Regions from separate parts of the Homo sapiens genome. Here region 2 is linked to region 1. Evidence: read pairs that join two places in POLR2A ChIA-PET (ENCODE). Cell type or tissue: GM12878. All regions are shown on one strand. Each heading gives the region's core, and the rest is flanking DNA. Links, peaks and the distances in the headings are about the cores only.

Region 1 (5,377 bases), core at 257-5,256:
TTTACTCTGATTTAATGTCAGATCCTTCCTGGAGGGTCTTGGACACATTAATTCTCCTTGCAGTCCACAGCTAGGAAGAGTAAGGCCTAGGACAGCACCAGGACTTGGCCAAGTCTCATGGCTTAGTTGGGGAACCAGGTCTTTTGGCTCTCACTGCCCCGGAATAAACAAACATCTCTCTTAAATCAGAATGCTTTTCTTGGCATCCAGCTTTAATCTTTCTTGCTGTAAATGAAAGACTGTCTCCTGTTTGTCCTCTTGGTGGGAGGGACTAGCAAGTGGAGGGTGGGTGAAGGACAGTGAGGATGAGCCTCACTGCTGCCAAGCTACTGGTAAGAAGGTGTACTCTTCCATGTAACAAAGTTGCACAAGTATCCTATACATTTATATATATATATATGGAGCACTCTTCTCCAGAAGGACTTTCTACCAATGCCTTTGTAGGATTGCCTCTCCCAGAACGCCAGGCTTCTGCTTGTTTGTAGAGAGCCCAGGACAGCCTGGGCCTCAGGAAAGAAGAGGGTGTAGCCAGGCTGGCTTGGATGGCAGCTGTGAGCAGCCCCCTACTCAGGCACACTCTGGGTGGCTGTGGGAGCAGCAGCAGTCCCAGGCAGCCAAGGCCTGGCCTCAGGAGCCCAGCCCAGCCAGTGGGGCAGATGGTGAGGGCCAGGTTATCTTTAAATGGCACCTTACTCAGCCTGCCACTCTGCCAGTTGGGCAGGATGGCGGTAGACAAGTGTTATTTTGGGATCTGAGGGCAAGGGAGGAAGGCTCTGTTTATAGCTCTCTCCTTTCTGAACCTACTCTCTCTCCTGGGGAGGATTTGGGGCCATGGGCCTCAGCCCTCCAGCTGACCCTTTCCAACCTAAGGTTTCTGTTTTCAGCCTAGCTGTTAGCCATCTGCACAGATGGGAGTGTTGAATCTACAGAGGCACAGGGTTTCTCAGAAAGGCCAGCTCTGTAAAGGCAGGTTTAGGTGGTGACAACTGCATTAGACTTGGGATCAGACTAATAATAGGTAACATTAACACTTACTATGAGGCAGCACTACGAAGTGCTTTGTGTTATATTAACTTTATTTAATCCTCACAATCACTCCATGAAACAGATAACTAGTATTACACTTGTTCTGTGGATTAGGAAATGGAGACATAATTTAAGCAGCTTGTCCAAAGTCACCCAACAGGCAAGTGGCAAAGCCAGGGTTCAAATCCAGGCAGTCTAGCTCCGGAGCCCATGCTCTGAACCACTAACTAGATATGAGTCCTGCTCTGCCACTTACTGGTTCTGCAAACTTGAAGGAACCACTCCCCCTCTGGTCTTGGCTTCCTCTTTTGGAAACGGACTACCGTTCGGTTCAACCCACTAGAATCCCCAAGTTAGAACTGGCAGAGACACTCTGATCCATTGTGTCTCTCTCCCTGTTCAAGGGAAAAAGAACTTACTCAAGGTCACACAACCGGGCACTGGCCCTAGTTTCTGTGCTCTTGCTGTGAACCTCCCTGTGGCAGGGATGAGTCAGCGGAGCTGACGAGGGATATTAGTTATGAATTTGCAATCACAAAATCAGGTGTGGAAGAAATACATTTATTTTCTTTTAACCAAAATAGATGAGAATGAGTCTCTATCCTGCTACCTGGTTTGTTGTTATTATGGTTTGTTCCCCTCTCCAGAATCACGAAAAGGTCCTGGGGTCTCACACAGTGCAAAACATTGAGGTGAGCCCTCTAAGCCTTGGTCTGCACAGGTTCTGCTCATACATGCTCTTAAGCTTGCAAATTCAGAAGTGTTGGTCTGTGTGCCCCAGGTACAAGAGACCTTCCCAGGGAGCCTTGGTGACCAGGGCCCAGCATCCCTGGGGACTCCATGCAGCCTTTTCCCTAGGAAGTTCTATCATCTCCAGGTGCTTTGCCACAATCAGGGCAGGAGTCTCACCGCTCATAGGCCCCGTGGACTTTTTTGTCCCCTACTTATCTTTTGGAAAACTACCCCCCTTTTTCTCTCCCCTTCTTCCTCCGGGACCCTGGGCCTAATTGCAGTTCACTAGAGCTTTCACCATAGGGTCCAGAAGCACAGCTATTCTCATGCAGTCCTGCTGTCCACCCTACAAAAGCAACTAAGGCAAGGAAATGCAAAGAATTCAGGTATGTTCTTGGACTAAGTTGTTGGGGGGGGGGGAATCTAGTGAAAGCAAATTAATACACCGATAGTTTATGTCACACAGCTAACCACAGAAAAACTGCTTAGTAGGTGGAAGGCAAGAGCTGGGCCTACCACCTGTTTCTATCATGTTCCTCAGGCAGGGCTGCAGTGCTACAATTCATTCCTCAGAGCTGTCCTCCCAAAGGCTCACCAAGACCCTAATTTAGCAGCAGCATGTGTGAAATTGAACTGAGTCACAGTGTAATCCAGTGAGTCAGGAAGAATGAGCCAAACATAGCTCCCAGCTATGGGTGGGGGATAGGATGGGACATCTTCCACCACTAGAGGTGCTTTAATGAAGTCATCCTTAATTCTAACTACAATCCTGTGAGGTAGGTATTAGTTCCCTATTTTACAGATGAGGGAACCAAGGCTTGAAGGAAACGTCACTTGCCGCAGCTATGTAATCATGCCAAGTCAGAACAACTCAAGCCTGGGAGGGACTTCTAGGCCTCCTAGTCAGGCCAGTAGTTCCTCATTGCTTTTCTTCCTACAGCACATTTGCTACCATATCATGTATTCTACACAGGTTTAAAAACCCTAGTATACTTTTCAATTTTAGGAAGCCAGCAGTAATGCCACCCTTTTCCCAGTTACTCAAAAAAGGAAAAAACTGGAATGTAAGTGTCATTAGATGGCAAATGTTGACCTGTACCATCCATTAGGGAAACTTAAATTCACAAAACTTGTTTTTTTTTTTGTTTTTTTTTTTTTTTGAGGCAGAGTGTCGCTCTGTCGCCCAGGCTGGAGTGTAGTGGCATGATCTTGGCTCACTGCAACCTCTGCCTCCCGGGTTCAAGCAATTCTCCTGCTTCAGCTGCCTGAGTAGCTAGGATTATAGGCATGCGCCACCATGCCCAGCTAATTTTTTTGTATTTTTAGTAGAGACGGGGTTTCACCATGCTGGCCAGGCTGCTCTTGAACTCTTGATGTCGTGGTCCGCCTGCCTCGGCCTCCCAAAGTGCTGGGATTACAGGTGTGAGCCACTATGCCCGGCCTACAAAAATTGGAATTTTATTGCGATTACTTTTGGGTGCTTTGCTACTGGAATCTTGGTAAAGTATGGTTAAGACCTAGTCTAAATCCCCGTGAGAATGGGGAATTTTCCCGTGACTGCTAACTAAAGGTCTAGCCTCTGATCGAGCACTTGGATTGATGAGGAGGAACTCACTGCAACATTTTAAGACAATTCATTCCACAGCTCTCACTTTTGGAAAATCCTTACTTGTCAGTCTTTAAGTCCTACTGACTTTATCTTGTCAACATCTCTAATCCAGCTCTTCCACCCTATCCCCTCTAGTTACAACCTTAGTTCAGGCTCTGGGTTTTCCCACCTGGACTGCTGTAGCTGCTGCCAGACTGCATTCCTTTCTCCCATCTCCCACCCCTTCAATCCAGGTTCCAAGTCACCCTTCTAGTCACATTTGCATCAACACTGCAACACTTTTCTAAGACACAAAACCTGATCACTTCCCTGTTTAGTTATCTTGGGTAGTCTCCCATTCTCTAGAGGAAGCAGGTCTTGAAGGATCCTTCACAATCTGCCCCCCACTTGTCCTTCCAGCTTTATTTCTGGCCAGGACTCCCGTGAACTTAAGCATAAATATCAGTACTTGTAACGTGCTTATAAGGTCTGAAAATGAAATTGTTTCATGACGGCCTTTTCTTACTTTTTCTCTGCAATGTCTTACCCCACTCTCATCTGCCTGGCAAATGCACAGGAAAGGCAAAACAAATAGGCAACAAGTACAAGCTGCTTGGACTATAATCACACACTTGCAGGGTGACCTTTGATAGGTTAACAATATCTGTCTGCTTCAGTTTCATCAATCTGTAAAACTGGGTGAGCAAAGTGGACTACTTTGTAAGGTTAGTAGGTGGTCTGAGGTAAAAGTATTTAGCATACCCACTGGCGTTTAAATACTCCAGAAGCAGGTATTGTTAGCTCCTTGCAAGTGTTCAAGGGTTGCCTTCTCCATGCAACTTACCCGACTTCCTCCCCCAGGTTACCATTAGCCAGTTCCTTTTTTGGGCAGTGGGAACTAAACCCAGTACACTTATTTCTCTCACAGCACTCCCCACATTTATTATACTACAGATGCTTTTCAGCTTATAATGGGGCTACATCCCAATAAACCCAACAAAAGTTGAAAATACCGTTAAGTGAAAAATGCATTTAATACACCTAGGCTACCTTAAACCTACTCAGATCACTTACATTAGCTTACAGTTGGGCAAACTCATCTAACACAAAGCCTATTTTATAATAAAGTGTTGAATGTCTCATGTAATTTATTGAATACTGTACTGATTGTATGGATACTTGAAGTACTGTTTCTACCGAATGTGTATAGCTTTTGCACAATCCTAAAGTTGAAAAACTGGAAGTCAAACCATCATTATGTTCAGGCCCATCTGTATTTCTGACCCCCTACTAGACTAGCTCCTTGAGGGAAAGGGCCAAAGCCCTCCAGCATTTAGCACCGGCCTTGCATATCTAATAGAGGTTCATAGTTCACTGAAATGGGGTTGGGGGCAAGAGTAGCCAGAAATTGGCCTTTTATTTCCTACTTACTGATCATGGGTCAGCTTAGCTGGGGTGCAAAAGTATAGTATGTATTTCACTGGACCATCCTTGAACTTCCCAAAGCCATGTCCTGTTTCCTCTTGTCTTCTCTAAGCTAAGCATTCTTAGCTCCTTCAAGCTTCTTTTCCTTGACACGATTTGTCCTCTACATCTTAGCCTTCCTCTGGCAGAGGACTCATCTGTCAGGGAGCCTCCGGTTGAGCACCAGAAGGGAACATGGCAATGAGGATCACTGATAGGCACAGGAAGACTGAAAGGACCTTCCACACTACCCTAGACAACCTGTTTTTATTATCTCATCCTAGAACCACACTGGAGTTTTTTTGGACACATTAACAGTTCCTGGCATAATAAACTTTTTTTTTATTTTAAATTTTAAGAGACAAGGTATTGCCACATTGCCCAGACTGGTCTCAAACTCTTGGGCTTAAGTGATCTGCCCTCCTCAGCCTCCTAAAGTGCTGGGATTACATGGGTGTGGCACCACACCTGGCCCTCCTGGCATAATAAACTTTATTTTTTGAGACAGAATCTTGCTCTGTTGCCCAGGCTGGAGTGCAATGGTGTGATCTCGACTCACTGCAACCT
Region 2 (5,377 bases), core at 166-5,165, 210 kb before region 1:
ATACAAATTACCTGAGTGTGGTGGCAGGCGCCTGTAATTTCAGCTACTTGAGAGGCTGAGGCAGGAAAATCGCTTGTACCTGGGAGGTGGAGGTTGCAGTGAGCTGAGATTGCACCACTGAACTCCAGCCTGGATGACAAGAGTGAAAATCTGTGTCAAAAAAAAAAAAAATTAGCTGGGCATGGTGGCACACTACTTGGGAGGGTGAGGCACGATTATTGCTTGAACCTGGGAAGCAGAGGTTGCAGGGAGCTGAGATCACGCCACTGCACTCCAGCCTGAGTGACAGAGCAAGACTCTGTCGCAAAAAAAAAACTATATATATATATATGGGGATAAATGGATAGCTGCATCTGTACTGAACATGCAGGCTATTTTTCTTGTCATTATTTCCTAAACTATACAGTATAACACCTATTTACATAGCATTTACATTATATTAGGTATTATAAGTAATCTAGAGATTATTTAAAATATACAGGAGCTCTACAGAAAATAAAAAAATTGGAGCACAGCTGTAGTCCCAGTTTCTTGGGATATTAGGGTGGGAGGATCACTTGAGCCCAGGAGGTCAAGGCTGCAGTGAGCTGGAATCACATCACTCTAGCCTGGGCAAAAGAGACCTTGTTTGAAAAAAACAAAAACAAAAACAAACAAAAAAAAGTATATGAGGCAGGGTGTAGTGGCTTATGCCTGTAATCCCAGCACTTTGGGAGACCGACGCAGGCAGATCACCTGAGGTCAGGAGTTTGAGATCAGCTTGGCCAACATGGCAAAACCCCATCTCTATTAAAACACAAAAATTAGCCAGGCATGGCGGCAGGTGCCTGTAAGATTTTCACTCTTGTCACCCAGCTACTAGGGAGGCTGAGGCAGGAGAATCGCTTGAACCCAGGAGGTGGAGGTTGCAGTGAGCCCAGATCACGCCATTGCACTCCAGCCTGGGCAACAGAGCAAGACTGTCTCAAAAAAAAAAAAAAAAGTATGTGAGAGGATATGTGTGTGTCCCATTCATGCAAATACTACACTACTTTATATGAGAGACTAGAGCATCTGCAGATTTGGCTATCCTGGGCGGTGGGGTTGGGGGGTTCCCGGAACTAGGCCCCCACAGATACTAAAAGACAACTGTTCTTTGATGGAGTGCTTATGAAGTCATGATGGGAAAGGAGGGCTTTGTACGTCACATTAAAATAGGCTGGGCACAGTGGGTCACGCCTGTAATCTCAGCACTTTGGGAGGCTGAGGCAGGTGGATCACCTGAGGTCAGGAGTTTGAGACCAGCCTGGCCAACATGATGAAACCCTGTCTCTATTAAAAATACAAAAAATTAGCTGGGCATGGTGGCAGGTGCCTGTAATCCCAGCTACTCGAAGGAGGAGAATCGCTTGAACCCAGGAGGTGGAGGTTGCAGTGATCCAAAATCGTGCCATTGCACTCCAGCCTGGGCAACAAGAGAGAAACTGTCTCAAAAAATAAATAAAAATAAAGGGAAGAGGGTGCAGTGTTGTGCACCTATAGTCCCAGCTACTCAGGACACTGAGGCAGGAGGATCACTTGAGTCCAGGAGCTGGCGTCCAGCCTAGGCAACATATAGTGAAACCCTGTCTCAAAAACAAAAAAACAAAAATAGAGGAAGAATGTATGTTTAACTTTATAGGAAATTAATAAACTGTTTTGTAGGTTTTTTGTTTGTTTGAGACAGGGTCCTGCTCTGTCACCCAGACTGGACTGCAGTGATGTGATCACGGCTCACTGCAGCCTCAACCTCCTAGGCTTAGGCAATCCTCCTGCCTCAGCCTCCTGCGTAGCTGGGACCAAAGGCATGTGCCACCACACCTGGCTAATTTTTTTTTTTTTTTTTTTTTGTAGAGGCAGGTTCTCACTGTGTTGCTCAGGCTAATCTTGAACTACTGGGCTCAAGTCATCCTCCTGCCTTGGCCTATAAGAACAGAAACCTACATATACTTCTATGTTCTACTTAGTAACTGGGGCAGTTCTCAACCCATAGAAGGCAGGATAACCTGGATGGGTGCCGTGGCTTATGCCTGTAATCCCAGCACTTTGGGATGCCAAGGCGGGCGGATTACCTGAGGTCGGGACCAGCCCGACCAACATGGAGAAACCCTGTCTCTATTAAAAATACAAAATTAGCCGGGCTTGGTGGCACATGCCTGTAATCCCAGCTACCCGGGAGGCCGAGGCAGGAGAATCGCTTGAACCCAGGAGGCGGAGGTTGCGGTGAGCTGAGATCGTGCCATTGCATTCCAGCCTGGGCAACAAGAGCAAAACTCCACCTCAGAAAAAAAAAAAAAAAAAAAAAAGGAGGCAGGATAACCCTTACTGACACTTGGGTTGTTCCCCATCCGCCGCCACCGCCGCCACCCCCACCACCGCCGCCATGCACTCTTCAGGTTTATTGAGGGCATGAGGGGCTAAAAGGGAGCCCTGGATGTCTGAGTGTAAGGCCTGGCATCTGCCTAAACAGTGGTTCAGTGGGTGGCCAATGAGGATGGAGTTTCCACCACCTGGGTTTGCTTGAAAATGTGACTCTCTGGCTGGGCGAGGTGGCTCACACCTGTAATCCCAGCACTTTAAGAGGACCAGGTGGGCAAATCACCTGAAGTCAGGAATTCCATACCAGCCTGGCCAACATGGTGAAACCCTGTCTCTACTGAAAACACAAAAATTAGCCAGGAGTGGTGGCGGATGCCTGTAATCCCAGCCACTCAGGAGGCTGAGACACAGAATCGCTTGAACCCGGGAGGCGGAGGTTGCAGTGAGCTGAGATGGCGCCACTGCACTCCAGCCTGGGCAATAAAGTGAGACTCTGTCTCAAAAAAAAAAGGAAGAAAGTGTGACTCTCAGCTCTACCTTGCCCAAAGCCTTTGGGCCCAAACATGGCATAGTAGCAGGGGTGGTTTCAGCAGGGCTTGCCTTCGTACTTAGCATGCCCCAGCTTGGCCTCCAGCATCTATATACATTTCTCATACTTCAGGAAGGGCTGCTGTTGCTGCTGCTGCTGCTGCTGATGACGATGACGATGGTGACAATAACATTTATTGGGCACTTACTATATACCAGCACTCTTCCCAAATGTTTCCATGTGTTAACTCACTTAATCTTCAACAGCCTTTCATAGTAAGTACCATTACAATCATTCCCATTTTACAGATGAGATAACTAGGGATCAGAGAGACTACAAACTTGCCCAAAGTTCTCTTACAAACTAGCAAGGAGCAAAGCCCAAGTTCAAACACAGGCCATCCATCCTAAGGGCCTTCTCTCAACCTGTGGTCTGTATATCAGTGGTTCTCAAACTTTTTAGTTTCAGGGCCCCTTTAAATCTTAAAAACTATTGAAGACTCCAAAAATCCCCAGTTTATGTGGGTTATATCTATTGCTATTTATCAAATTAGAAATTAAAACTGGCCAGGAGTGGTGGTTTATCCCTGTAATCCCAACACTTTAGGAGGCCTAGGCAGGAGGATCACTTAAGTCCAGGAGTTTGAGGCTAGCCTGGACAACATAGGGAGACCCTCATCTCTACAAAAAATTTAAAAATTAGCTGGATGTGATGGACCACACTTGTGGTCCCAGCTACTCGGGAGGCTGAGGTTAGGTTGGAGGATCACCTGAGCCCAGGAGTTTGAGGCTGCAGTGAGCTATGATGGCACCATTGCAGTCCAGCCTGGGCAACCATCGAGAACCCTTATCAAAAAACAGAAAGGTAAGGCCGGGTGCGGTGGCTCACGCCTGTAATCCCAGCACTTTGGGAGGCCGAGGCGGGCAGATCACGAGATCAGGAGATCGAGACCATCCTGGCTAACACGGTGAAACCCCGTCTCTACTAAAAATACAAAAAATTAGCCGGGCATGGTGGCAGGCGCCTGTAGTCCCAGCTACTCCGGAGGCTGAGGCAGGAGAATGGCGTGAACCTGGGAGGTGGAGCTTGCAGTGAGCCGAGATCGTGGTACTGCACTCCAGCCTGGGCCACAGAGCGAGACTCCATCTCAAAAAAAAAAAAAAAAAAAAAGGTTAGGGGCGATGACAAGACACATGGGATAGAATGAGGGAGTATGGGGTGTTTTTTTGTTTGTTTTTTGAGACAGAGTCTCACTCTGTCACCCAGGCTGGAGTGCAGTGGCACGATCTTGGCTCACTGCAACCTCTGTGAGAAAGTATGAAATAGACAAGAGCTGGGTTTGGGATCATCTCTCACCTTAACCATTTATGGCCCCGGTAGTAAAGTGCTTTCCTATGCATAGGGAAGGGATTCACAGTAAGAAACCCATTATACATTAACATAAATAACTTTTTTAAATTAAAAAACTACATTTTCCAAAAGCAGAAAAACTTAGTGAGAAAAATGACATTGTTTTACTTTTTTCCAAATCTCTTTAATATCTGGCTTAATAGAAGACAGCTGGATTCTTGTACCTTCTTCAGCATTCAATCCTTTGTGAATGTTGTTTTGGTTGATGTACATGAATAAAATCCAGCTTCACACAGATTTGCAGTTTAAAGAGTGAGGAGTATTTTAATAGCATTTTTTTTTTTTTTTTTGAGACAGGGTCACCCTCTGTCACCCAGGGTGAGGTGTGGTGGCACAATCTCAACCCACTGCAACTTCTGCTTCCCTGGGTCAAGCGATCCTCCCACCTTAGCCCCTCCAGTAGCTGGGACCACAGGCATGCTCAACATGCCTGGCTAATTTTTGTATTTTTTGTAGAGATGGGGTCTCACCATGTTGCCTAGTCTGGTCTTGAACTCCTGGTCTTAAGCAATCTTCCCACCTCAGCCTGGGATTACAGGCAAGAGCTGCCACGTCCAGCAGAAACAGAAATCTTAGAGGTTAGTTGCAATGTAGACTCTGAAACCCTATCAATGAACTTTTTGTCCTCTGTAACATTAAAATCCATTGTTCCTTCATTTTCTAGGAAACTTTTAGGGGGTGATAGACATGTTCACTGTTTTTATTGTGGTGTTAGTTTCATGGGTGTATACATATGTCAAAACTTATCAAAGTGTACACTCTAAATACATACAGTTTATTGTATATCATTATTACTCAATAACAATTTTTTTTTGAGATGGAGTCTTGCTTTGTTGCCCAGGCTGGGGGTACAGTGGTACGATCTTAGTTCACCGCAACCTCCATCTCCTGGGTTCAAGCAATTCTCCTACCTCAGCCTCTGATTAGCTGGGTTCAAGCAATTCTCCTACCTCAGCCTCTGATTAGCTGGGATTACAGGCGCCCACCACCACACCCAGCTAATTTTTTAGTAGAGACAGGATTTCATCATGTTGGCCAGGCTGGTTTTGAACTCCTGACCTCAGGTGATCCGCCTGCCTCGGCCTCCCAAAGAGCTGGGAT

What was found. Peaks named below come from ENCODE experiments on the same cell type or tissue, not always from the same donor. Only the 100,000 strongest peaks of a DNase experiment are listed, where the experiment ranks them.
Region 2: POLR2A ChIA-PET joins it to region 1 with 7 read pairs; 3 of 35 experiments call an interaction of 5 or more read pairs at or near these places.

The regions. Positions count from the first base shown.
Region 1 is chr1:201,879,973-201,885,349 of GRCh38, reverse strand. It overlaps IPO9 (importin 9), which reads right to left. Exons shown (of 24, transcript NM_018085.5): 24 at 1,059-5,377. Among named protein-coding and RNA genes, the nearest start is that of SHISA4, 6.2 kb to the left of the region's middle. RefSeq lists enhancers at 1,374-1,443, 2,544-3,043. In GM12878, for the core only: no CTCF peak of the experiment used is centred there; a DNase peak (open chromatin) is centred at 2,506.
Region 2 is chr1:202,094,454-202,099,830 of GRCh38, reverse strand. All of the region lies in intron 1 of LOC105371684 (a long non-coding RNA gene), which reads left to right. It also overlaps the pseudogene CRIP1P3. Among named protein-coding and RNA genes, the nearest start is that of GPR37L1, 26 kb to the left of the region's middle. In GM12878, for the core only: no CTCF peak of the experiment used is centred there; no DNase peak of the experiment used is centred there.